2 separate regions of the Homo sapiens genome follow, and region 2 is linked to region 1. Evidence: read pairs that join two places in POLR2A ChIA-PET (ENCODE). Cell type or tissue: HepG2. All regions are shown on one strand. Each heading gives the region's core, and the rest is flanking DNA. Links, peaks and the distances in the headings are about the cores only.

Evidence for each region. Peaks named below come from ENCODE experiments on the same cell type or tissue, not always from the same donor. Only the 100,000 strongest peaks of a DNase experiment are listed, where the experiment ranks them.
Region 2: POLR2A ChIA-PET joins it to region 1 with 8 read pairs; 2 of 35 experiments call an interaction of 5 or more read pairs at or near these places.

The regions. Positions count from the first base shown.
Region 1 is chr15:40,388,790-40,404,829 of GRCh38, forward strand. It overlaps KNSTRN (kinetochore localized astrin (SPAG5) binding protein), which reads left to right. Exons shown (of 9, transcript NM_033286.4): 5 at 717-822; 6 at 1,047-1,140; 7 at 2,704-2,765; 8 at 3,160-3,234; 9 at 4,680-5,499. The coding sequence ends at 4,808. Among named protein-coding and RNA genes, the nearest start is that of IVD, 9.0 kb to the right of the region's middle. RefSeq lists enhancers at 9,711-9,780, 14,822-14,921. In HepG2, for the core only: no CTCF peak of the experiment used is centred there; no DNase peak of the experiment used is centred there.
Region 2 is chr15:40,106,150-40,115,453 of GRCh38, forward strand. BMF (Bcl2 modifying factor) reads right to left here and starts at 2,730. Exons shown (of 5, transcript NM_001003940.2): 1 at 2,624-2,730; 2 at 2,110-2,237. RefSeq lists silencers at 759-1,053, 2,538-2,787 and an enhancer at 1,333-2,028. In HepG2, for the core only: a CTCF peak has its summit at 2,991; a DNase peak (open chromatin) is centred at 2,922; H3K4me3 peaks cover 1,582 bases.

The DNA of each region.
Region 1 (16,040 bases), core at 10,719-13,218:
GGCATTAGGGCCTTTATGAACATGTTACAGTGCTGCAGAGATTTTGTTTATGGCCAGTTTTGGGGCCAGTTTATGGCCAGATTTGGGGGGCCTGCTCCCAACAATTGGTGATATTAGAGTTTATTAGATGATAAACTAACATTAGATAATAGCCCAGCTACTGGGCTAAGAAATGCACACGTGTTTTCTCTCTTATTACTCATAATAATAATACTATGAGATGTGGGTATTGTCCTGATTTCAAAAATGAGGAAACAAGGCCTCAGGGAGGTTATGCAACTCACTGAAGGTCATATACCACTGTGTAATAGCCAGGATAGAATGGGACGTGTTTGTGTAACTCTGTAGGCCGTATTTTTCTTTCTTTTTTTTTTAGACGGAGTTTTGCTCTTGTTGCCACCCAGGCTGGAGTGCAATGGCGCAATCTCAGCTCACCACAACCTCCGCCTCCTGGGTTCAAGCGATTATCCTGCCTCAGCCTCCCAAATACCTGGGATTACAGGCATGCGCCACCACGCCTGACTAATCTTTTGTAATTTTAGTAGAGACAGGGTTTCTCTTATCTTGGTCAGGCTGGTCTTGATTTCCCGACCTCAGGTGATCTGCCTGCCTCAGCCTCCCAAAGTGCTGGGATTACAGGCATGAGCTACCGCACCTGGTGTGGGCCATACTGTTAACCCTTTTATCTTTTCATGTAAGTACAACTATTATTACAGCTACAAACCACTGAGTAAGCAAAAATCAGAGGAAGAGCTCAAGGACAAGAACCAGCTGTTAGAAGCCGTCAACAAGCAGTTGCACCAGAAGTTGACTGAAACTCAGGTAAGAGACCCACCAGAGCTCTGTTACCAGCTGCCACTGGGCGATCCACATGGAATCCTGATGGGTGGCCCCTTGGATGAGCAAGCTTGTTAATGCACAGATGCCCAAGGGCAGAAAAAAAAAGCCAGGCTTTTGCTATGGCTGTCCAAGAGCAAGGGCAAGAAAGGGCAACCACCCCTAGGGAGTTGGACAATTCCTGATCTGTCTGTGCTGTGCTCCAATAGGGAGAGCTGAAGGACCTGACCCAGAAGGTAGAGCTGCTGGAGAAGTTTCGGGACAACTGTTTGGCAATTTTGGAGAGCAAGGGCCTTGATCCAGGTAAGAGACAGCACACAGCTAGCCTCCTTTGAAGGAATTGGTGCATGTGCCCCTTCCGGGGTTGATCTTGGCAGCATGGCATCAGCTGGCCCAGTATGTGCAGGGGTTACTTTCATAAAGCCCTAAAGATTTTGGAAAGCTTCTGTTTGTTTTCATGTGATGTTGATTTTTGCCTGGCCAATAGGATTTCAGATGATTATAGAGAGAGGGTTATCTCTTTCTTACCTGAACACTTTATGCCATTCATTTAGTGCCAACAGGTATGACCTTGCAAATAGATGAGAAACACTTTGTTCCTTTCAAGGGAGAACATTTTCTGTCTCTTCCTATTTGGGAAAGTTACTAGTGTGCTTGAAAGGAACATTTTGTTTGAACATGCTCTTCCTTTCAAGCATACTAGTAATCCCAAATGGGAAGAGAAAGAAAATACTATTTCAAGCATTCTTAAACCTGGTTAATCATCAGAATTACAGTGACTAAAATATGACTACTATTCTGACCCTGTCCCCCAGAAAGCAGTATCTGTAGCAAAGAGAGCAGAAGAAGGAATTGCCCAAAGACTGTAAGAGGGCCTCAGACTGAGTCAAAGAGCCAGAGAATGCCCAGGAAAGGGGCCCAGGCCTTTTTGTATTAAGGAATACTGACTTTGAATGTTACTGGTTAATCTTTAGGTTACAGTTGAGGATATTCTTTTTTTTTTTTTGAGATGAAGTCTCATTCCATTGCCCAAGCTGAAGTGCAGAGGTGTGATTTCGGCTCACTGAAACCTCCTCCTCCTGGGTTCAAGTGATTCTCCTGCCTCAGCCTCCTGAGTAGCTGGGATTACAGGCGTGTACCACCACACCCAGCTAATTTTTGTATTTTTAGTAGAGATGGGGTTTTGCCATGTTGGTCAGGCTGGTCTCAAACTCCTGACCTCAAGTGATCTGCCTGTCTCGGCCTCCCAGAGTGCTGGGTTTACAGACATGAGTTACCATGCCCAGCCTAGGATATTCTTTATAGTCACCATAAATATATATGTTTTTAAATTTAAAATTGTTTATTTTTTTGAGATGGGATCTCGCTATGTTGCCCAGGCTGGCCTCCAACTCCTGGGCTCAAGCAATCCTCCCAAATAGCTGGGACTACAGGTGTGCACCACCACATCCGACACCATAAATATTTTGTATGATTTTAGTTTATTACATGCATGTGATATTACCGAAAGTAATAATTTTTTAAGGCCTGAAAGGCTCTTAAAAATAGCTTTGTGAATTGTGAACAAAACCAAAAAAAATCCAACCTATACATTTCCTTTGGACAAATTGTCCACTGACCTAAGGAGAAAGTATACCGAATTTTTGGCCATATCAAAACCTAGATTGAAAGGAGATAAAATACAGTTTTGCAGGGCAGATATGGGTGACCCTGCCAAGGTGAAAACTTAGGAGAAAGTCCAGGATGAGACACTTAAGAGAAATTCCCCTCATGAATATTTCTGTACTTGTCCACGGAGGGTTTTTATTTTCTTTTGTTTAGGGTGTGTAGTTCCCTAAGTGAGATTGACTTTGTTGTATCCATCAGCTTTAGGCAGTGAGACCCTGGCATCACGACAAGAATCCACTACTGATCACATGGACTCTATGGTGAGGGCATGGGTGTGAAAGGGCGCAAGGGCTGAGTGACTGTGGGGCTCTGTAAATCTAAGAAGGTCTCTGCTATATATTCCATAAACTCCAAGAAACAGCCTTTGATTATCTGTGATGCTAGAAAAGAGAAATGGGATGTGTACTCAAAATAGCATATTTTACTTGAAAGGTAGCTTTGTGCTTACAAATATAAGTGAGTCTGAATTGAAAATTTAAAACACATAATAGGTAAACCTGTAGAGAGAGCTTTCTCGTTCTTCTGTTCTATACTTTATCAAATTTCTCTCCTGACTCCTTTGTTGAGAACTGTGTGGAAAGGATGTTAGCCATCATCTAATGCAAGTCTGGTTTTATATGAAGATTTGTTTACTACATTGTGCTTTCCTCTTAGTTGCTGTTAGAAACTTTGCAAGAGGAGCTGAAGCTTTTTAACGAAACAGCCAAAAAGCAGATGGAGGAGTTACAGGTGAGAGGCAGACATCACCCTGACCATTTCCTACCATGATAGGTAGATTTATAGTGGGGTCTTTTCTGTTTTTCTATTTATTTTTAATAAACTTTCTAAATAATTTTAGATTTATAGGAAAGTTACAAAGATAATACAGAAAATTTACCCTGATAGTAACGTGTTTTTTTTTTTCCAACTTTTAAGTTCAGGGGTACACGTACAGGGTGTGTAGGCTTGTTACACAGGTAAACGTGTGCCATGGTGGTTAGCTGCACAGATCATCCCATCACCTAGGTATTGAGCCCAGCATCCATTAGCTATTCTTCTTGATGCACTTCCTCCTCCACCCCCAATAGTAACATCTTACATTATCCTGGTACATTTGTCAAAACTAAGAAATCAGCCAGGCATGGTGGCTCACGCCTATAATCCCAGCACTTTGGGAGGCTGAGGTGGAAGGATTACTTGAAGCCAGGAGTTTGAGACCAGCCTGGGAAACATAACAAGACCCCATCTCTACAAAATAAAATTTAGAAAATAGCCAGGCGTGGTGGTACATACCTGTAGTCCCAGCTGCTCAGGAGGCTGAGGCAAGAAGACCACTTGGGCCCAGGAGGGCAAGGAGATAAAGTCTCACTGTTGTCCCCCAGGCTGGAGTGCAATGGCGTGATCTCGGCTCACTGCAACCTCCGCCTCCCGGGTTCAAGCGATTTTCTTGCCTCAGTCTCCCAAGTAGCTGGGATTACAGGCATTTGCGACCATGACCGGCTAATTTTTATATTTTTAGTAGAGACAGGGTTTCACTGTGTTGGCCAGGCTGGTTTCGAACTCCTGACCTCAGGTGATCTGCCCGCCTAGGCTTCCCAAAGTGCTGAGATTGCAGGTGTGAGCCACTGCACCCGGCAGGAAAAAAATTTTTTAAAAAACAGACCAACATCAGTACATTACTATTAACTATATTCCAAGTCTTCATTTGGATTTTAGCAGTTTTTTCCACTAATTTTTTTTTTTCTGTTACCGAGGCTTCTTGCAAATGTTCACATCACCAAGGCATGAGGCAATGTGTAACACAGTAGGTTGCTCAGAGTTGGGAATTGAGAACTATATGTAATCCATTCTATGGAAACTTGATAACTCAAGGAGAAGACCTGTAGTAAGCACAGATTCTTTGGTCTGGACTGTTTCAGATTGCTTGGATGAATCATGGGATATTGCACCAAATGTAGAGGATTTCATCGTTCCAGTTTAGATACAGGAGTCTAGTCCCTCTCTACTACTAGAGGGACAATTCCTAAAACCAGTGCATAGAAATAAAATCTAAAATAGAAGATACAGTCTGTTGATACTCCAGTGGTCTTCCTTAGTGGAATAGGAGCATAATGTTCTGATGTGGGAATTGTGTTTCCTGTTAGTCAAGAGTTTTGTGTATGTGTTGTTTTCTTTTGGAATGTCTTTCCATGCAGGCCTTAAAGGTAAAGCTGGAGATGAAAGAGGAAAGAGTCCGATTCCTAGAACAGCAAACCTTATGTAACAATCAAGTAAATGATTTAACAACAGCCCTTAAGGAAATGGAGCAGCTATTAGAAATGTAAGAAGAAGCAAGTGGCCAGATGGCTCCCTCTTGGGCATAAAATCTCAGAGGAAGCTACTTAGGACATCATCTTGGCCATGATCTTCTGGGACTCACCATCTCCAGAATGAAAACAATTTCTACAGTAGACTTAAGGACAGTTTATGCTGAAATGGCAATTCCTCATTTAAGCAAGTTTTCCCAACCTTCAGGTTGGTCAGCCCTCCTGAGCCTCACAGGTGGATAATTGAGGCCTACAAGAGAGGGGAGCCTAGGAGCTTGGATTGACCTTCTAGTCAACCACCTGACTTCAGCACACCATTACAATCGGGAGACTAAACCAACAACCAGAGGATCTAAAATGTCACATTCAGATTTTCAGGAAGAAAATCTTCATTACAGTGGAGCACAAATGTTCCATACAAGACATCATTGAGGAGCCATGCTGTCCCCTTCTAACCTGAAACACATTCTTTCCCATCCTGGTTGGGCTTCTGTACCTCCTTATTAATTTATGAACCTGAAGTTGCTTGAAGTGTTTTGGGCTTAATAAATGGGGTGAAAGTATAGGTAGCAGTAACACCTACATGAAACAATACACCTTGGATCTTTTAATCTAAATTACTTTTCTTTTTTAAGTCTACTTTTAAAATAAATACTTCTGTAAATATTCTGACTGTAACATTGAGGAATGAAAATAGCCTTTTAACCTAGATATGTCAGTTGATCATTATTGAACTAATTTAGTTAACAAGTCCAAGATATTCTGACTTAATCTAGAATATTTTTCTGCTACTCTTTAAGAGTCCTGTGGCTAGTCCCTCTGTCTCCCAAGAGCATTGGCTAGTCTCCTGAGGGTGTTGCCCATTTGTAGCAGTGGTTTCACCAGGTCTGTGGCCACTTGCTGCCCATGTTTTCCCTGCACTCTTTTTTTTTTTTTTTTTCTGAGACACAGTCTCACTCTGTTGCCTAGGCTGGAGTGCAGTGGCGTGATCTCGGCTCACTGCAACCTCCACCTCCCAGGTTTAAGCAGTTCTCCTGCCTCAGCCTCCCAAGTAGCTGGGACTACAGGGGCATGTCACCACGCCTTGCTAATTTTTAGTATTTTTAGTAGAGACAGGGTTTCACCATGTTAGCCAGGATGGTCTCGATCTACTGACCTCATGATCCGCCCGCCTCGACCTCCCAAAGTGCTGGGGTTACAGGTGTGAGCCACTGCACCCGGCCTTTTTTTTTTTTTTTTTTTTTGAGACAGAGTCTTGCTTACTCTATCGCCCAGCACAGTGGTGCGATCTCTGCTCACCACAACCTCCGCTGTCTGGGTTCAAGCAATTCTCCTGAGTAGCTGGGATTACAGGCACCCCACCCCCCACCACCACACCCAGCTAATTTTTGTATTTTTAGTAGAGGCGTGGTTTCACCATGTTGGCCAACTCCTGACCTTAAGTGATCCGCCCGCCTCAGCCTCCCAAAGTGCTGAGGCCAGGCATGAGCCACCACACCCTGCCATTTTTGTATTTTTAGTAGAGTCGGGTGGGGTTTTGCCCAGTTGGCCAGGCTGGCCTCTAACCCCTGACCTCAAGTAAGCCACCCACCTCAGCCTCCCAAAATGCTGGGATTACAGGCGTGAGCCACCACGCCCAGCCCTCCCTGCACTCTTAAGCATGATTATCTGCCTGCTGTTTGCTTTGCACAGCCAATCCTAGGCCTGGTCCAATAGATCCTTTAGTACATGGCCTGAAGTCCATGACAGGCCTCCCCCCGGTTTACCAAAGGCATGGCCAAATTTTTTTCTTAACCAAACTAGGCTGACTTTGGCCATCTCCTGTTCTTTCTGCACCTCCTAATTTCTTCTCCAAACCCTCCCACCCCCACCCTTCAGCATCTTTAAGGCTGCCCAGAGACACTCAGTGAAGCCAGTAACACTCCAACCTGAGCTTAAAGGGCCAAAATTGTTTGCCTTCTCATACAGACATTCACAAAGTTGGTTATGTTTCAAATATTTTGAGCCTATCCACTAAAAACTGGTCTTTGGCAAATTCTCTCAAACTGAGTTCATACCAATAAAACTGGTATGAACAGGCTGGGTGCAGTGGCTCATGCCTGTAATCCTGACACTTCGGGAGGCTGAAGTGGGTGGATCACGATGTCAGGAGTTAGAGATCAGCCTGACCATCATGATGAAACCCTGTCTCTACTAAAAATACAAAAATTAGCTGGGTGTGGTGGCACACACTTGTAGTCCCAGCTACTCGGGAGGCTGAGGCAGGAGAATCTCTTGAACCCAGAAGGCGGAGGTTGCGGTGAGCCGAGATGGCACCATTGCACTCCAGCCTGGGTGACAGAACAAGACTCTGTCTCAAAAAAGAAAAAAGTATGAATAAGTTCATACCAATAATACCTGTCTTGCTGGGTGGTTATAAAAGAGAATTATGTCCAGTACCTAACCCAGTGCCTGGCAAAGGTACTCAAATCCTGGTGGTGATATTATTAAAGTTTAAAACTTATCCTGGCAAAAGATTCCCTTCATAAATTCACCCCAAACTTCTATTCCAGTGCCCCCTTCTCCCCACCCCAAAACACAGTCGCTGATCTTACCATGCCTTTGCAGGCCTCAGTTATTCAACTTCCTTCTGACTTGGGAACTCTCAACTTTGACTCTTAAGTTCAAATTGCAACCATCTTAAAACATAAAGCCAAAACCCCACCCTTATCCCCTCCAGCTACCACATATACTATATTCACAGCCAAATATCTCAAGAAGCTATTTCCTTACCATTTTTCTTTCTCTGCCAATCTGGCTTCAAAGTACACAGAAACACTAATGTGATGTAGCTACAGTAGGCAAATCCATCCAAAGTAGAATATAGATTACCAGGGACTGAGCAGGAGGGGAGGGGAGTTTCTCTTTGGGATGATGACATTCTGGAAATGGAAAGTGGTGGTGGTTGCATAACATTGTGCATATACCTAATGCCACTGAATTGTACACTTTAAAATGGTTGAGGCCGGGTGCGGTGGCTCACACCTGTAATCCCAGCACTTTGGGAGGCCAAGGTGGGTGGATTACCTGAGGTCAGGAGTTTGAGCGGCCTGGCCAACATGGTGAAACCCTGTCTCTACTAAAAATACAAAAATTAGCCGGTTGTGGTGGCGGGTGCCTATAGTCGCAGCTACTTGGGTGGCTGAGGCAGGAGAATCGCTTGAACCCGGGAGGCGGAGGTTGCAGTGAGCCAAGATCGTGCCACTGCACTCCAGCCTGGGTGACAAGAGCAAGACTCCATCTCTAAATAAATAAATAAATAAATAAATAAATAAATAAATAAAATAGTTGAAATGGCAAACTTTAACCAGTTTGTTTTTTTTTTTTAATTTGAGGCTTAAAGTGCACTAACCTTAAGTGTACAGGTTCATAAGTTACTGTTGCTGCTGTGGAAGTGAGCACTACTCTACAAAATCACATCCATTAGTATTGTCCTTTCAAGAATTTCATATAAATGGACTCATAGTATATACTTTTTTTGAGAGAGAGAGAGGGTTTCTGTCATCCAGGCTGGAGTGCAGTGGTGCCATCTTGGCTCACTGCAGCCTGGACCTCCTGGGCTCAAGTGATCCTCCTGCCTCAGCCCCCCAAGTAACTGGGACTACAGGCACACACAACCACACCCAGCTAATTTTTGTATTTTTTGTAGAGATGAGGTCTTGCCATGTTGCCCAAGCTGTTCTCCAACACCTCAGCTCATACGATCCGCCTGCCTCGGCCTCCCAAGGTGCTGGGATTACAGGCTTGAGCCACCAAGCCCAGCTCCCCTTTTTTTTTTTTTAAGAGACGGACCAAGGCCAGAGTATAGCTTTAGGCCAGAAGTTCTTGACCAGCCTGGGCAACATGGTGATACTCCTGACTCAAAAAAAAAAAAAAAAAAAAAAAAAAGACAGCATCTTGCTCTGTTGCCCAGGCCGGAGTTCAGAGGCACAATAATACACAATAATAGCTCACTGTAACCTCGAATTTCTGGGCTCAGCCAACTGAATAGCTAGTACTACAGATGAATGCTACCACCCCTCGCTAATTTTTAAATTTTTGGTAGAGCTGGGGGCTCTCACTATGTTGCCCAGGCTGATCTTGAACTCCTGGCCTCCCAGAGTGCCAGGATTACAGGTTTGAGCCACTGCACCCAGCCGAGAATGTACTCTTGTGTTTGGTTTCTTTAGCTCAACATGTCTCTATAATTTGTATCGTTGAATGTATCAGTATTCTCTGGCTAGTGGACATTTGTTTCTATGTTTAGGCTATTAATAAAAGTGCACTGGTTTCTCTTGGATAGATACCCAAGAATAGAACTGCTGAGTCGGAGGGTAAGCAACTCAGTTTTCCAAAATAAATGTACCTGTTTATACCACCACAACAATGTATGAGAGCTGGAGGTTTAGTCAGTCTTTTTTGAAATATATATTTTGGCCAGACACAGTGGCTCATGCTTGTAATCCCAGCACTTTGGAAGACTGGGGCGGGAGGAGTACTTGAGTTCAGGAGTTCAAGACCAGCCTGGGCAGCATAGCAAGACCTCTTCTCTACCAAAAATTTTTTTAAATAGCCAGACGCGATGGTGCACACCTGTAGTCCCAGCTACTCTGGAGGCTTAGGTGAGGGGATTGCTTGAACCAGGGAGAACGAGGCTGCAGTGAGCTGTGAAAGCTCCACTGTGTTGTTGGTGGGCCGGTTCAGGTTCTTGACTTTGGTGAGCAAAAGAATTTGAGAGCAAATCCAAAGTAAAAGTAGGCAAAGTAGTTTATTGCAAAGTGAAAGTACACTCTTGATAGCTGGGCCAGAGAGGGCTACTTGAGAATGAGACAGCCCCATCCTACACTGGGGAAATTACCTTTATGAGAAGCTTATATAATTATTCATTAAAGGGTGGGAATGAGTGTTGCTGTTAAGCATGTTGTGGAAGGTCTTCTGGATGAGCACACACTATTGCTATACATGCCAGTATATACATTGCATGTCTCATTAGCATTGTAATTCTCCATCCTGGGGTGTGTTTTTACTGTTAAATGAGTATAGGTCAACCTAAAGACACTGACCAAGGGTTTCTGTCCCTGTGCAAGCTCGAGGTTTTTTCCCCTTTTACTCTTTTTCCTCCTTGCAGCAGGATGTTCTGACCACGAGTTCCTGATGCGGTTTGTGCAGCGTTGAGCTGTGCTCTCCATCTGTCTGTTTGGCAAGTATCTTCTTCCCCTTTAAGTGAGGCTGTGACCAACCTACCTGATCTATCTCAACTGCACTCCAGCCTAGGCTACAGAGTGACACCGTGTCTCAAAAGATAGTAATAATTTATATATTTGGGGATAATTTTAGATTTATGGAAAAGTTGCAAAGATAGTCCAGAGAATTCCCATATACCCCTTCCCCAGCTTCCCCTAATGTTAACATCTCACAATACCATGGCACATTTGTCAAAACTAAGAAACCAGCATCAGTAGATCATTATTAACTAAACCCTGGGCTTTATTTGGATTTCATTGGTCTGTCTACTAATGTAGTTTTTCTGTTTTAGGATCTCGTTCAGGATGCCATATTGTATTTTGTCATTAGTTATTATGTCTCCTTAGTCTCCCCTGGTCAATGACAGTTTCTCAATCTGTTTCTGTTTTTCATGACCTTGACAGTTTCAAGGAGTAGCGGTCAGATATTTTGTAGAATATCCCTCAATTTGGATTTGTCTGATTTTTCTTTCTTTTTTTTTTTTTTTTTTTTGATGATTAGACTGTGGTTATGTGTTTTAGGGAAGAATACCACATATGTAAAGTGTACTCAACGCATCATATTGAGAGGTGAAGCCAGCTGGACTTCTGGGTCGGGTGGGGACTTGGAGAACTTTTCTGTCTTACAAGAGGATTTTAAAATGCACCAATCAGTGCTCTGTAGCTAGCTAGAGGTTTGTAAAATGCGCCAATCAGCACCTTGTAAAATGGGCCAATCAGTGCTCTGTAAAATGGACCAATCAGCAGGATCTGGGCGGGGACAAATAAGGGAATAAAAGCTGCCCCCCAGCCCCGCCACCACCCCCCAACCCCAGCCAGCGGTGTCTAGCAGCTCGGCTCCCCATCCAGGTTGTGGAAGCTGTTCCTTTGCTCTTCAGAATAAATCTTGCTGCTGCTCACTCTTTGGTTCCATGCCACCTTTAAGAGCTGTAATACCACGAAGGTCCACAGCTTCATTTTTAAAGTCAGCGACACCAAGAACCCACCAGAAGGAACCAGCTTTGCACACGATATTACAGGTATATAACATCAACTTGACTTGTTGCTAGTGATATTAACTTTGATCACTTGGTTAAGGCAGTGTTAGCCGGGTTTCTCCACTGTAAAGTTACTGTTATACTCCTTCCATACTCTCTTTAGAAGTCATCACTAATTCCAGCCACTCTCAAGGGGAGTAAGAACTATCTACCTGTCTATATTGTTTGGAATTCTTCTGTAAGGAGGATTTCTGCCTTCTCCCTCCCATTTATTTATAACAATATAAACATGTTTGTTTTTTTCTGTTCTTTTTTTTTTTTTTTTTTTTTTTTTTTAAGACAGTCTTGCTCTGTGGCCCAGGCTGGAGTACAGTGTTGCGATCTTGGTTCACTGCCACTTCGCCTCCCAGTTTCAAACGATTCTCCTGCCTCAGCCTCCTGAGTAGCTGGGACTACAGGTGCACACTACCTTGCCTGGCTAATTTTTGTATGTTTGCAAAAATGAGGTCTCATCAAGTTGACCAGGCTGGTCTCAAACTCCTGACCTTAGGTGATCTGCCCACCTTGGCCTTCCAAAGTGCTGGAATTATGGATGTAATTATATACCACACCTGGCCTGTATGAACAAGTTTTTACTTTGTTTTTTCAACTTTTATGTTCAGGGGTGCATGTGCAGGTTCGTTACATAGGTAAACTGCCTGTCACCCAGGTGACGAGCATGGAACCCGATAGGTAGTTTTCTGATCCTCACCCTCCACCCACCCTCCACCCTCAAGTAGGCCCCAGTGTCTGCTGTTGCCTTCTTTGTGTCTGTGTGTACTCAATGTACTCAACTCCCATTTATAGGAGAGAACATGCAGTATTTTATGTTTTTACTTTATACTTTCATTTGTTCGATTTTTACCTTACTTTGTTGCTCAAAGCTTTATTGTTCACCTTTCATATTAAGGTTTATTATCTACCTCTAATCTTTTGTATCATATGAAATCGGAGTCTTGCTCTGTCGCCCAGGCTGGAGTGCAGTGGTGCAATCTCGGCTCACTGCAAGCTCCGCCTCCCGGGTTCACGCCATTCTCCTGCCTCAGCTTCCCAAGTAGCTGGGACTACAGGTGCCCGCCACCACGCCCGACTAATTTTTTGTATTTTTAGTAGAGACGGGGTTTCGTCGTGTTAGCCAGGATGGTCTCGATCTCCTGACCTCGTGATCCGCCCAGCTTGGCCTCCCAAAGTGCTGGGATTACAGGCATGAGCCACCGTGCCCGGCCTTCTTTTGTAATGTTTCTTGTAAGATTTTTGGTATCAGGATTATATTGGCCTCATAAAATGAGTTGAAATAATAAGTTTGGTATTATTTCCTTTTTTTTTTTTTTTTTTTTTTTCCGAGACGGAGTCTCGCTCTGTTGCCCAGGCTGGAGTGCAGTGGCGCAATCTCGGCTCACTGCAAGCTCTGCCTCCCGGGTTCACGGCATTCTCCCGCCTCAGCCTCCCAGTAGCTGGGACCACAGGCGCCCGCCACCACGCCCGGCTACTTTTTTTTTTTTTTTTTTTTTTTGTATTTTTAGTAGAGACGGGGTTTCACCATTCACAGGATGGTCTTGATCTCCTGACCTTGTGATCCGCCCACCTCGGCCTCCCAAAGTGATGGGATTACAGGCTGAGCCACCGGGTATTATTTCTTGTTTATTCTCTCTTAGGTTTATACCCATATTTTTTTTTCTTTTTCTTTTTTTTTTTTTTTGGTTTGAGACGGAGTCTTGCTCTGTCGCCCAGGCTGGAGTGATGTGGCGTGATCTCCACTCACTGCAACCTCTGCCTCCCGGGTTCAAGCGATTCTACTGCCTCAGCCTCCCGTGTAGCTGGGACTATAGTCTCCCGCCACCATGCCCGGCTAATTTTTTGTATTTTTAGTAGAGATGGGGTTTCACTATGTTGGCCAGGCTGGTCTTGAACTCCTGACCTCGTAATCCGCCCGCCTCGGCCTCCCAAAGTGCTGGGATTACAGGCGTGAGCCACCGCGCCCGGCCTATACCCATATTTCTTACTTAAGTATTTGGAAGAATTCATTAGTGAAGTCATTTACGCTTGGAGTTTTCTTCATGGAAAGTTTTTCATTGTGGATTTCAATTTATTTAGTAGATATAGGACTATTCAGATTTTCTGTTATGTCAGTTTGTGTCAGTTTGATTTGTCTATTTCATCTACATTATCAAATGTATTAGCATAAATTGCTCAAAATATCCTTATCTTTTTCATATCTGTAGGATTTGAGAGCTGTCCCCTTTTTAATTCTTGATATCAGACATTTGCAATTTCTCTTTTTTTCTTGATAAGTCTTGCTAGCGGTTTATCAATTTTTAAAATCTTCTTTTTATTTTAGGAGATAGGGTCTTTCTATGTTGCCCAGACTAGACTCCAACCCCTGGGCTCAAGCAATCCTCCTGCATCGGCCACCTGAGTAGCTGGGATTACAGGTATGTACCACAGCACCCAGCTTAATTTTGTTAATCTTTTTATTTTTTGTTTTTAATTTTTTTAGAGACAGGGTTTTGTTCCGTTGCCTAGACTGGAGTACAGTGGCCTGATCATTACACACTGTGACCTCAAACTCCTGGGTTCAAACCATCCTCCTGTCTCAGTCTCTCAAGAAGCTGAGACTACAAGCACAACCCACCACCGCTGGCTAATTTTTAAAATTTTTTGTAGAGACTGGTCTTATTGTGTTGCTCAGGCTGGTCTCGAACTCCTCACCTCAAGTGATCCTACTGCCTCAGCCTCCCAGAATGTTGGAATTACAGGCGTGAGCCACCATGCCTGGCCCACATTACCTCTTAAGATGACTCAAAAGCGCTTCAAACATAATTGTGCCCAAAACAAGCTCAAAGTCTTTCCTCTCAGACCTGATTCTTTTCCAGTGAACCTACACATTTATTGTAGGTTTGAGTTAAGAAAAGTGCCAACAGTGCAACACATAAATAGGCAAAGGACATGATCTGACAGTCCACAGAAAAATAAGGGCTTTCGGTATGAAAAAATCCTCCACCTCATTCATAAGAAGAAAAACTAAGTTGTATCTATACAATGGAATAGTCTTTAAAAAAAGAAAAAAGAGGACGCTCTTAACATAGTGATATGCCAAGATCTCCAAGATACATTGTTAAGTGTAAGAAGAATATATATTCATAATTGCTTGTATTTACATAAAACTGTGGAATATTTAAGAAACTAATAAAGGTGGGCTGGTACAGTGGCTCATGCCTGTAATCCAAGCAGTTTGGGAGGCCAAGGCAGGAGGATTGCTTGAGGCCAGGAATTTGAGACCAGCCTGGGTAACATAGTGAGACCCTCATCTCTACAATATACATACATATATATATATATGTATGTATATGTGTATAGATGTATATATTAGGCCGGTGGCATGTGCCTGTAGTCCCATCTACTTGGCAGGCTGAGGCCAGAGGATTGCTTGAGTCCAGTCATGGCAGTAAGCCATGATTGTGCCACTGTGCTCCAGCCTAGGTGACAGAGATCCTGTCTCAAAAAAAAAAAAAAAAAAATTTAATTTCAACCTGATTTAAAAAAAAAAAAAAGCGGCCGGGCGCGGTGGCTCACGCCTGTAATCCCAGCACTTTGGGAGGCCAAAGTGGGCGGATCACGAGGTCAGGAGATCAAGATCATCCTGGCTAACACGGTGAAACCCCGTCTCTACTAAAAGTACAAAAAATTAGCCAGGCGTGGTGGCAGGCGCCTGTAGTCCCAACTACTCGGGAGACTGATGCAGGAGAATGGTGTGAACCCGGGAGGCGGAGCTGGCAGTGAGCCGAGATGGCGCCACTGCACTCCAGCCTGGGCGACAGAGTGAGACTCCGTCTTAAACAACAACAACAACAAAAAAGCAGTGCTATGATCGGGTGTTAACTTCTCAGTAGTACTTCAAATTATGGTGAGGGGGTGAGTTAGAAGCTGAGGAATGGGTGCAGGGAAGTTGGATGTGGTATGAATGATCTAAAAATGAGAGCAATGTGCCAAGTACTGTGCTGAATCATTAAGTATGCAATCTCTTTTATTCCTCATAGTAGCCTTAAAGTTGGTTGGTATCATTTTCGTTTTAAAGATGATGAAACAGTGACTGAAAAGATCTAAGAAACTTGCCGAAAGTCCCACAGCTATGTAGTGGGATTGCATAGACTCCTGGACTCAGGGTACCAACCTGAGATGAGTTGTTCAAGAGCATTGACTTGGCTGGGTTCCGTGGCTCATGCCTGTAATCCTAGCACTTTGGGAGGCCAAGACAGGAGGATCACATGAGCCCAGGAGTTCAAGATCAGCTTGGGCAACATAGTGAGACTGCCCACCCCCACCCCGGCCCCATCTCTAATTAATTAATTAAATTTTAAAAATAACATTGACACAACATGGAGGAGGAAAATAGAGCAAGTGGAGAGGGGATAGAGACTTAATTCCATCAGCTCCCCTCTTTCCCCTCACCACTCTTCCTTTCCCTGTGTCCCGAACCCGTGTTTCTAAGTCCTGACTGCTATTATTCTGGTGTATTAAATACATACTATTTACTATTTAATACATCTTTTGTTGTTGTTTGTTTTCTCAAATTTTTTGTGGAGACAGGGTCTCCCTATGTTGCACAGGATGGTCTTGGACTCCTGGCCTCGAGCGATCTTCCCACCTAAGCTCCCAAAGTCCTAGGATTACAGGCATGAGCAACCATGCCCAGCCTATTTAATACATCTTATTTAATATATAGTATAATACGTAAATATGTACTATTTAATATTTAACACATATTAAATACAAATGGTCCCCAACTTACAATAGTTCAACTTAAGATTTTTCAACTTTATGATGGTGTGAAAGTGATAGACATTGAATAGAAACTGTACAATATTCAATAAATGATATCTAACACTGTCTTATAAAATATGCTTTGTGTTACATGATTGTGCCGTTATAAGCTATTATAAGTGTTCCAAGTACGTTTAAGGTCCACTAGTCTA
Region 2 (9,304 bases), core at 1,917-4,416, 290 kb before region 1:
GACTCCCCTTCCCTTCTTCCTACCATACTCCCCCTTCTTATTTGAGCTGGCCGGACCACATACTGATGACATACAACCCTGGTAATAAAGCACTGCTAAGGGTGACATTCACTCCCCAAATGTGGACTGCCTGAATGTTCAGGGGCTCTCCACACCTCTTCCCTGGGCCCGCCTGGAACCACCCTTTTTCTTGATCACGTTTTCTGACCTAGGCCGGTCACAAAGTTTGACTCTGAGGGTTGTGAGCAATAGCAGGAGTAGAATCAGCAGCTATATGCATGCAGGGTACCTGGGAAAATATAAACAAGACTAGCCTCTGTAAGTTGCTGTCAAGGGTGCTGTGACTGGCTATACATACAGTGCTCACAACACACACACACACACACACACACACACACACACATACAGAGTCATTGTCCCAAGGAAATTCTTATCTCAGTCTGAGCTGAGCTCCAGGCTCAGCAGCAAAAACAAAAGCCAGCAATCCTAGGACAGCCAGGTTCCCTCCAAACCTCTAAGCCCCGCCCTGCTGCCCATCTACTCTAATCTCCACCCCTTGCTTGCACAACACAACAAACAGGCTCTGCAGTGTGGTAAGAATGTGTCCTGGGAGAGGGGATAAAGACCCAAGCTAGTCATTGCAGCTGCCGTCTCGGCTCTCTTTGAGCAGAGTTGAGCTGTCTGCCCACCAAAGTTTGGCCTAGAGGGTAGGTCCAGCCTCTCCCAACTAAGTCTCCTCACTAGTCTCCACGACTTCAAATCCCTGATTCCACAGCCTCCCGCTCCTGCCAGCTCTGAACCTGAGACTGGTACAACTGGTCTTACAGAAGGAAGTGAAATTCAGCCCTCTCCCTGTGACCTCACTCACTGCCTATACTGCTGAAGTTATTGATATGAGTTTCTTGGTGATAAAGAAGTTCCTCTTGCTCCACCTGATGGCTCTTGAAAGTCTGAGCTTGGAGCTACTCAGCATCTTAAGCTTCCAACCCAGCTCCCTACACATACCAGGAACTGCTTAGGGCCCCTGCAGCAGCCAGAAGCAGCAACCACCTGAACAGCTAAGGATAAAAAGAGATGAATTTCATTCTTGTCAGACTCAATTAGAGATTCCTGGGGGTTCTGTCCCCTAGTCTCTTGCCTTTGAAGAACAAGCCAAATGGTCTATGGATTGGTGAAGTAGCTAAAAGAATCTCAGTTCAATTCAGAATGCTGCCTTTGCCAAACACAAGCTGTGAGCTGCTTGCTTGGGCCCTGCCTTCGTCCCATCCCATCCCTGTCCCTGAGCTGTCTATGGTCCTGTCTGTGCCCTCTTCCCTGGAGAATGAGGAGATGCCTGCTAGGATGGCAAGCAGCCACGTGGTGTTCTTTGGACCGTGTTTCCCAAGTGTGTGTGTGTGTGTGTGTGTGTGTGTGTGTGTGTGTGTGTATGGGGAGGGGGGTGAGGTGGTGCACTCCAGCTTATTAACAACAGGAAACAAAATTTCCTGATGAAAGGACCAAGTGCTGTCCCGCCAGTCACCTGGCAGGGGCTCCCCTCCAGCTCTCCAACCTCCTCTTCTCAGGCTAGCAATCTTGACCTAAGAAGGGGCCCTCAAAGCCAATCACCAGCACGAGTCATTGTCTTGGTTTTTCCTTTGAAGCCTATCACCTTCCCCTCCCCCTCCCAGCAAAGCCCCAAAGTTCAACCTTTGCCTGGACTGGACAGTGGGGGAGGTGCAGCCAGAAGGTGTGGCTCTGCAAGCCCCAGGGACCCCTCTCACGCTCCACAAACTGTAGGTGGCTTGCCTGTAGGTGGGCGCCTCTGGAGGGGTGCTGGCCAAGGTCAAGGGTAAACTAAGAGAGGGTGAAATTTTTCTCCTGAGCTTAAGAGGTGATGTCCAGAGCGGTGGGAGGAGGAGGGCACTTCCTGAGAACAGGGCCAGGGAATGCTTTATTCCTAGCAAAGGAACTCAAGCCCCGCTGCAGCCATCCCAACCCCTAAGGGCTGGAAGAGGGATGCTGAACTTAGACTCCTCCTCCTCTTAGGAGAAGGCAGTAGTCAGACACCCAGATCCTCGACAGTGACTAGGAACACACACACACACACACACACACACACACACCCCAGACCTGGGTGACTCCAGGAGAGAGTCTCGGCCTCCGAGTCGTGATGCCAGGGCTCCGCGCCAGGGTCCAGCGTGACGAGCACTCGGGGGCTGGACGCCCAGACTCGATTGGGAAGGAGGGAAAAAGCCCAGCTGTTAAGGAGAGGAGCCTTCAGACTCCGCAGAGAGGCAGGATGCCCCACAGCTCCTGTCCTATCCCAAAGTCAGACCCAGAGGCTGGGCCGTTCTCGGGCGCCCAGGTCTGCTCAGCAGTGCACCCCAGGTTCCCCTGCCTACCTGGACCCAACTCCTTCGAGTCCCAAATGCTACCCCCAAGTTCCCTCTTGGAGCAGCGCACCCAACTGTGGGTTCTGCACCCCGTTCCCTCACCCCAGCGCCCCAGTTCTTCATGGTCACCCCAGACGTCCGCAGCCCAAACCCTTCCCGGGCCCCCGTGCGCAGCGCGACTCCGCTCCCCACTTCCCCAAGGAGCTGCGATCCAACTCCGCCCGGCCCCCGGCGGCCACCCGGGCGCTCACCGGGCTGCGGCAGGAGGCGGGAGGCGCAGGCAGGGGCGGCGGCGGCGGCGGGCACAGGCCGGGGCGGGAGGAGGCCACTCCGCACGGTGCGGTATTGTTTCCAAAATACGCCTGCTCGGGGCATCCCGCAAACAGCTGATGAGGCCCCGCCCCCCTGCGCGTCACGCCGAGGACTGACCAATGGCGAGTGAAGCGCCAAGTCCCGGGCTGGGCCGCTGCCAGGGACGGTCACGAATGTACGAACCTTCCCATGGAAACATTGCAAGGGGCCGAGCAAAATTCCGACCGTCGCCAGAAGCGCAGTCGGAGCGCCGTCGCCAGTGCGGATTCTGTCCCTAACACAGGCTCTGGAAGCGCCAGAGAGTCCCTGAATCCTCTGTATTAGGTGTGGGAGAGGGGGCGCCAAAGTAACTTTTGTCTTCTTTTTCACGGCAATGGGCAGAATAATTGCTGCGCGTCCACAAAGGGAGGGGGGAAGGAGGCGGGGAGTTTTTTTATGAGGCTGGTGCGTCCAGTGGGTGCAGGGTGCAGGGTGCGGGTCCCTATGGGATCCCAGCCTCAGGGGAAAGCTCCCTCCCGCCTGCCGAGCAGGTCGGAAGAAAACTGCAGCTCCAAAGCTGAAGGTGTGTTTGAAACAAACACATCCAGGGGAGCCCTTAGGTCCTCTTCTTGACTGGGCGTGGGCACTGGCAAAATAAGCACCTGGCTGAGAAGCGGAGCGCTCAAGAAGGCCGGGGCTGCTTGAGCGGTTGACACATATCTCGCATATGGCAGCATTTAGAGACTGTGCTGGTGCTGCCAGGAGAGCAGCATGTCCTGCAGACCGCGTAAGGGAGTCTATGGGCTACTTCACAGGCATTTACCGAGCACCTACTCTGTGCCAGATATTGGGCTGAGTGCCAGAAACCTGGCGTCTGCCCTCAAGGAGCTTACAGTCTACTAGGAGAGGTAGCCCTGAAAATAGTGAAAAGTTATTGGAATTGTATTCATTCCAAGGATAATGACTATTGAGGAATGCAGAAAAATTCAGAATACAAAGGCTGGAGAAGGCCTCAGGGAGACAGCTTTTAAATTGAATGGGAAATATTTTTCAATAAGGAAAACCAGATGCACATGTCTCACGCCTGTAATCCCAACACTTTGGGAGGCCGAGGCGGGTGGTTCACTTGAGCTCAGTGGTTGGAGACCAGCCTGGCCAACACGGGAAACCCTGTCTCTACTAAAAATACAAAAATCAGGCGGGCGTGGTGGCGCATGCCTGTAATCCCAGCTACTTGGGAGGCTGAGGTAGGAGAATTGCTTGAACCTAGGAGGTGAAGGTTGCAGTGGGCGGAGATAGCGCCACCGCACTCCAGCCTGGGCGACAATGAGACTCCGTCTCAAAAAAATAAAAATAAAATAAAATAAAAAAGAATAGCCCAGGCCTAAGGGTAGCAGACTGAAGTGCTGAGCTGGAGAGCTTACCTGTGCAGGGAGCAGAGGGAGGCTTGGTGACTGGATCATTGGGTGCACACTGAGATTTACGAACGGTAGGCATGGGCAGGTGGGTTCAGGTCAGACTACAGAGGTGTCCCTGGAATGCCAGACTGAAGAATCTGTATTTTATAAAGGGGAGGCAGCAAAGATTTTATTGGAGATGAGTGACTTGACCAAGCCTGAGTTTTAGGAAAGATAAAATGATGAGTCCAGAGAGCAGTGAGAGGGAGCCAGTCCTGCAACAACCCTGACCCACCAGGGGCAGTAGGGCTCAGCAGTGCTCTGACCACCGAGCTGCTCTCTGGGTTGTAAACTTAGATTTAAGTTCAGTGGAGCTGGGACCTTCAGCCCAATAGAGCCTGAAGTCTCCTTGTACCTTTTTCCCATCATTCTTTCCTTTGCTCCCTCAGAAGTCACCTGAAACAGAATGAACCAGCCATATTGAGGGCTGTGGTTGCTAGAATAGAAAAATACTGTCTCCAAAGGACAAAGAGGGAAAAGGGAAAGAGTGGGGAGTCAAGGTTAGCCAGTAGCACAGTCCCCCGAAATTGATAGATTTCCAGCAAAAGGCACTAAGCCAAAAGGAGGTATATTATTTTACCCAGAGGCTTGGCCAAAAGTGCATGTCTGAGCTGGTCAGAGTGACCTTGCACTCCTGCTACATGTAGGGAGATACAGAAACCAAACCTAGCCTCTGTGAAGGGCACCGGCAGCCCTCCGTGATTTCCAATGCACCGACTCCCTTCCGCTCCTTCCTTCCATCCTTCTCTTCTCATTTGCTTTCCTATCAGACCAGTGTCTCAGGCTGGCCAGTGGTGCCCCTGAGCATTCCTTCGGTTCAAGAGTGAAACTCAAGGCCACAGCAGCTCTGAATCTGCCCTCTGGGACAGCACAGGCCCTGAGGGCTGGGGCCATCGTAGCTCTCCTGACCCACCTGAGATGCTAAAGCTCTGTGTGCTTCATCACAGCCCTGCATGGTAAAATTGGGTCCACAAGGCAAAGAAGCTGAGAGAATGGGTTCTTTTTGTTTGTTTTGAGACAAGGTCTTGCTCTGTTTCCCAGGCTGCAGTGCAGTGGTGCAAACACAGCTTATTGCAGCCTCAATCTCCCAGGCTCAAGTGATCCTCCCACCTCGGCCTCCCAAGTAGCTGGGACTGCAGGTGTGCACCACCACAGCCAGCTACTTTTTAAATTTTTTATTTTTGTACAGACAGGGTCTCACTATGTTGCCCAGGCTGGTCTTGAACTCCTGGCCTCGAGCACTCCTCCCACCTCGGCCTCCTAAAGTGCTGTGATTATAGGCATGAGCCACCGCACCCAGCCAAGAATGGGATATTGATATGGGATCTATGTACTCATCAGGCTCATCAGAGTCCTGAGCTTTAGGGTTTATGAACCCCTGAAACTGGCTAAACTGTGTTTGTGGGTACACACAAACATTTTTGTGAGTGGGGTGGATCCATAGCTTACAACAGTTTCATAAAGTGGTCTGTGGCCCTATAAAGGTTTCAGAAAATCGTCATTGTGACAGAACTGGGCTGAGGAACAGGAGGGAGTATCTCAGGGGGTCTGGCAGTTTGCAAGATATGGGGAGGGTCACATCACTATTGATATTTATTTTAAGACCTCTCTCCCAGGTCTTCACAGCCTGCTCCCTCAGGCTGGTTCTGAAAGACACCTGTGGCTTTGCCTCCTGCGCTCTCAGTCTCTAAGGTCAAGCAGCAAGGGGCCCAGCCTTCTGAGCTAGAGGGACCAGAGAAGGACTGTCAGGGATAAAGGGGTCAGGGAGGTCAGGAGCCTCACCCCCACCTCTCATCACTGTCAAAGCAGACTCCTCCCTCTATGCCCTTTTCCCCCTTTCAGCACTGCATGGACTCAGCAGTATCAGGACCTGCTGTGCTGCAGATCTGGGCTCTGAGCCCCCTGACCAATAGCAGCACCCTGGGAACAGATGAACCCTGAGCTTTTGACTGGGCTCGGAGCAAATACACAGTGCAGTCACAGCAACCTCTATTTTGGAGAATTTCCTTTCTCTCATTCTCTTCCTGCACCTTGTCTCAATTTGTTTTCTCCTCTGCTAACTGATGCTGGCTCTGGGAGAAGGGTCCCCAGAGAAAGGCATCAGCACGGAGGCTGATAGGGAGGAGGGCCTTCCCTGACAATCTTGGAGGGATACAGAGTTAAGGGGAGGCTGCTCTCAACCAGAGAGAAAACCCAGCTCCTGTAGAAAGCGGGCAGGAGCCCTCTCCATTGTCTCACCTGGCTATAGGATTTCTCTCTGAGACAAGAAATGGCTCTAAAACTCCAGTAACTGGATCACTGGAAAGGGCGGTTTTTAAAAAACCAGCTGACAGCTGAATAATAGGAATTACCAGGCAGGCTGCCCTGGGGTTACTGAGGTTTGTAACTCAACCCCCAGGGAGGGGTTAGATGGGAAACTGATTTATGGGTAAGGTTGGGGTCTTGCTGGGGGAGCACATGGTGCCTGACCCCCTTAACTACTTCCAGAAGAGCTCATATATGTAAGAAAGACCAGGGATCTGCAAGACGTGGGTGTCCTTCCCTTGCCGGACTTGCCCTATCAAAGGGACTTTATCTGTTATCCGTCTGTCTGCAAAGGATAGTTCCTCTCTTCTGAGTTGTAGAGAGTGTGTGTTTGTGCGCACGAATGTGTGTGCATGTGTGTATGCGTGTGTGTGCGCGTGTGTGTGCGTGGGTAGGTGTGCGTGCATGTGTGTGCACGTGTGTGTGCGCTGGTAGGTGTTTGTGGGCGTGTGTGCACGCGTGTGCGTGGGTGTGTGTGTATGCGTGTGTGCGGGTGCACACACACGTATGGCGGGGGTGCGCGCACGTGTGTGTGTGTGTGTGCGCCAGAACAGACAGATTGGCTTCTACTAACTGGGCAAGTTAAGAAATTTGATTGCCTAGTCAATGAGCTCACTTCTTGCCAATTGCTGATTCAGAGGGATTCAAATAGAAAAAGCAGGTACTCTACTCAAGAGAAAGCATCTGGGAATTCAGAGACCTGGATGTAAAGGGAAATACAGAAACTAAGGACTAAAGCTGGCATGCTACCCTCTGGGAAAGCTTGGAAGATAAGATGTGAAGTCCAAGATCCCATGAAGTATGACAACAGCATATGTTCAGTTTCATTTGGGGGGACTACTCGGTAAATATTTGTTGAATGAGTAAATGAATGTATATTCACACGTTTAAAAAGTACAAGTAGTTCTGTATTAGGAAGTGGGAAGAAAGCTACAGTGGGGGATTCCCGATAAATGTCCTGTCTACATTGGCTTTGCCATTTAGGATGCCTGGTCTTATCTTAGTTTCTTTTTTTTTTCTTTTTAAAAAATTATTTAATAGAGATGGGGGTCCGCCTGTGTTGCCCAGGCTAATTTCAAACTCCTGACCTCAAGCGATCCTCCCACCTCAGCCTCTTGAGTAGCTGGGATTACAGGTGCAAGCCACTGCACCCAGCTTATCTGACTGAGTTTCTTCTCACCAGCGAGATGATCCTCCAAGAAGACAAGGGTGATGCCATCTACTCCTTGATACCCTCCGACTGCTCTGCTCCAGGCTTGGCACATGAGTCACTCACTAAGTCTTTGGAGACAAATTTACTGGAAAAACTATGAGCCAGGCCCTCAGGGCAGTATCCTCAGCTCCCCTCTCCTCAACCCAGTGTGCAGCCCGTGGAAAAGAAGTTAGCTTTATCCTGCCAAGGAATGAAGAAATCCAACAGAAATACACTTTCTTTAACTCTACTTCTCCCAGGATGTCAGCCTTTTTCCTGGTCAAATGTACATCACTACAACAGTACACACTTCTTTTTGGGATTGGCAGGGAAATCTCAGAAATTTCTAGCTGAGGCCAGATTTATTGCTATCAAGGAAACCTGCCACCCAGAAGAGCTGGGGACCAGTCCCTTCCCGGCTTCAAGTGTCCCAGGTTTTGAACTTGGTGTTCAAGATGATCTGGGCTGAGAAGTGAGTTAGATCAGCTGTTTTTCAGCCAACTCCTTAGTCCCCACTGTCCTGGAGGGGAACAGGGTCTCTCTCTGGAAGGGGCTTCATGAGACAGGGGTTCAATCCCTCAGGTGTGAGTTTATCAGACATTTACTGAGCACTTGCCATATGTTAGGCTCCACGCCAGCAGCTGGAGGTACAGACACAATCCCCTTGGGGATCATTGAACACATCAGAACCCTTTTTTCTCAAACATGAACTTGCATATACACACCTATACACATGCTCAAAGAGACACTGAGGATTAGAGGAGGGTATAGCAAGAAGAGCTGGAACTAAACAAGCTAAGGAAAAACAGCCTTCTCCCAAATGGTCTTGCCTTTCCTCGCATAGAAGCATCTGGAAATGTCTGAAGCCCCATTTCCCTGCTCTCAAAGCCCACCTGTTATCAGGTGGAGTAGACAGAGCTCTGGGCTAGTGTGGCCAGGTGCAGTAGCTCATGTCTATTTATCCCAGCACTTTGGGAAGCCAAGCCAGGAAGATTATTTGATGCCAGGGGAATCACTTAAGACCAGCCTAGGCAACATAGTGAGACCCTTTCTCTACAAAACATTTAAAAATTAGCTAGACATGGTGGTGCACGCCTATGGTTCTAGCTACTTGGGAGGCTGAGACAGGAGAATCACTTGAGCCTAGGAGTTGGGGGATACGATTGCACCACTGCACTCCAGGGTGAGTGACAGAGTGAGACCCTGTCTCTTAAAAAACAAAAAACAAAAACAAACAAACAAAAAAACAGAAAGAGCTCTAGGCTAGATGTCAGGAGATCTGGATTCAGCTCCCAGCTCTGCTACCACAGGTGATCTTTTCCAACATGCATTTATATGCCCTTATGGATTCAGAGGTGGCATAACTCGGGTAAATAGTCTGGCTTAGCAGGGATTAGAATTTAGGGCTGACGGGCCGGGCATGGTGGCTCACGCCTATAATCCCAGCACTTTGGGAGGCCGAGGTGGATGGATTACCTGAGGTCGGGAGTTCGAGACCAGCCTGACTGGAGATGGAGAAACCCCATCTTCTACTAAAAATACAAAATTAGCTGGGCGTGGTGGCACATGCCTATAATCCCAGCAACTCGGGTGGCTGCGGCAGGAGAATCGCTTGAACCTGGGAGGCGGCGGTTGCGGTGAGCTGAGATCATGCCATTGCACTCCAGCCTGGGCAACAAGAGCAAAAC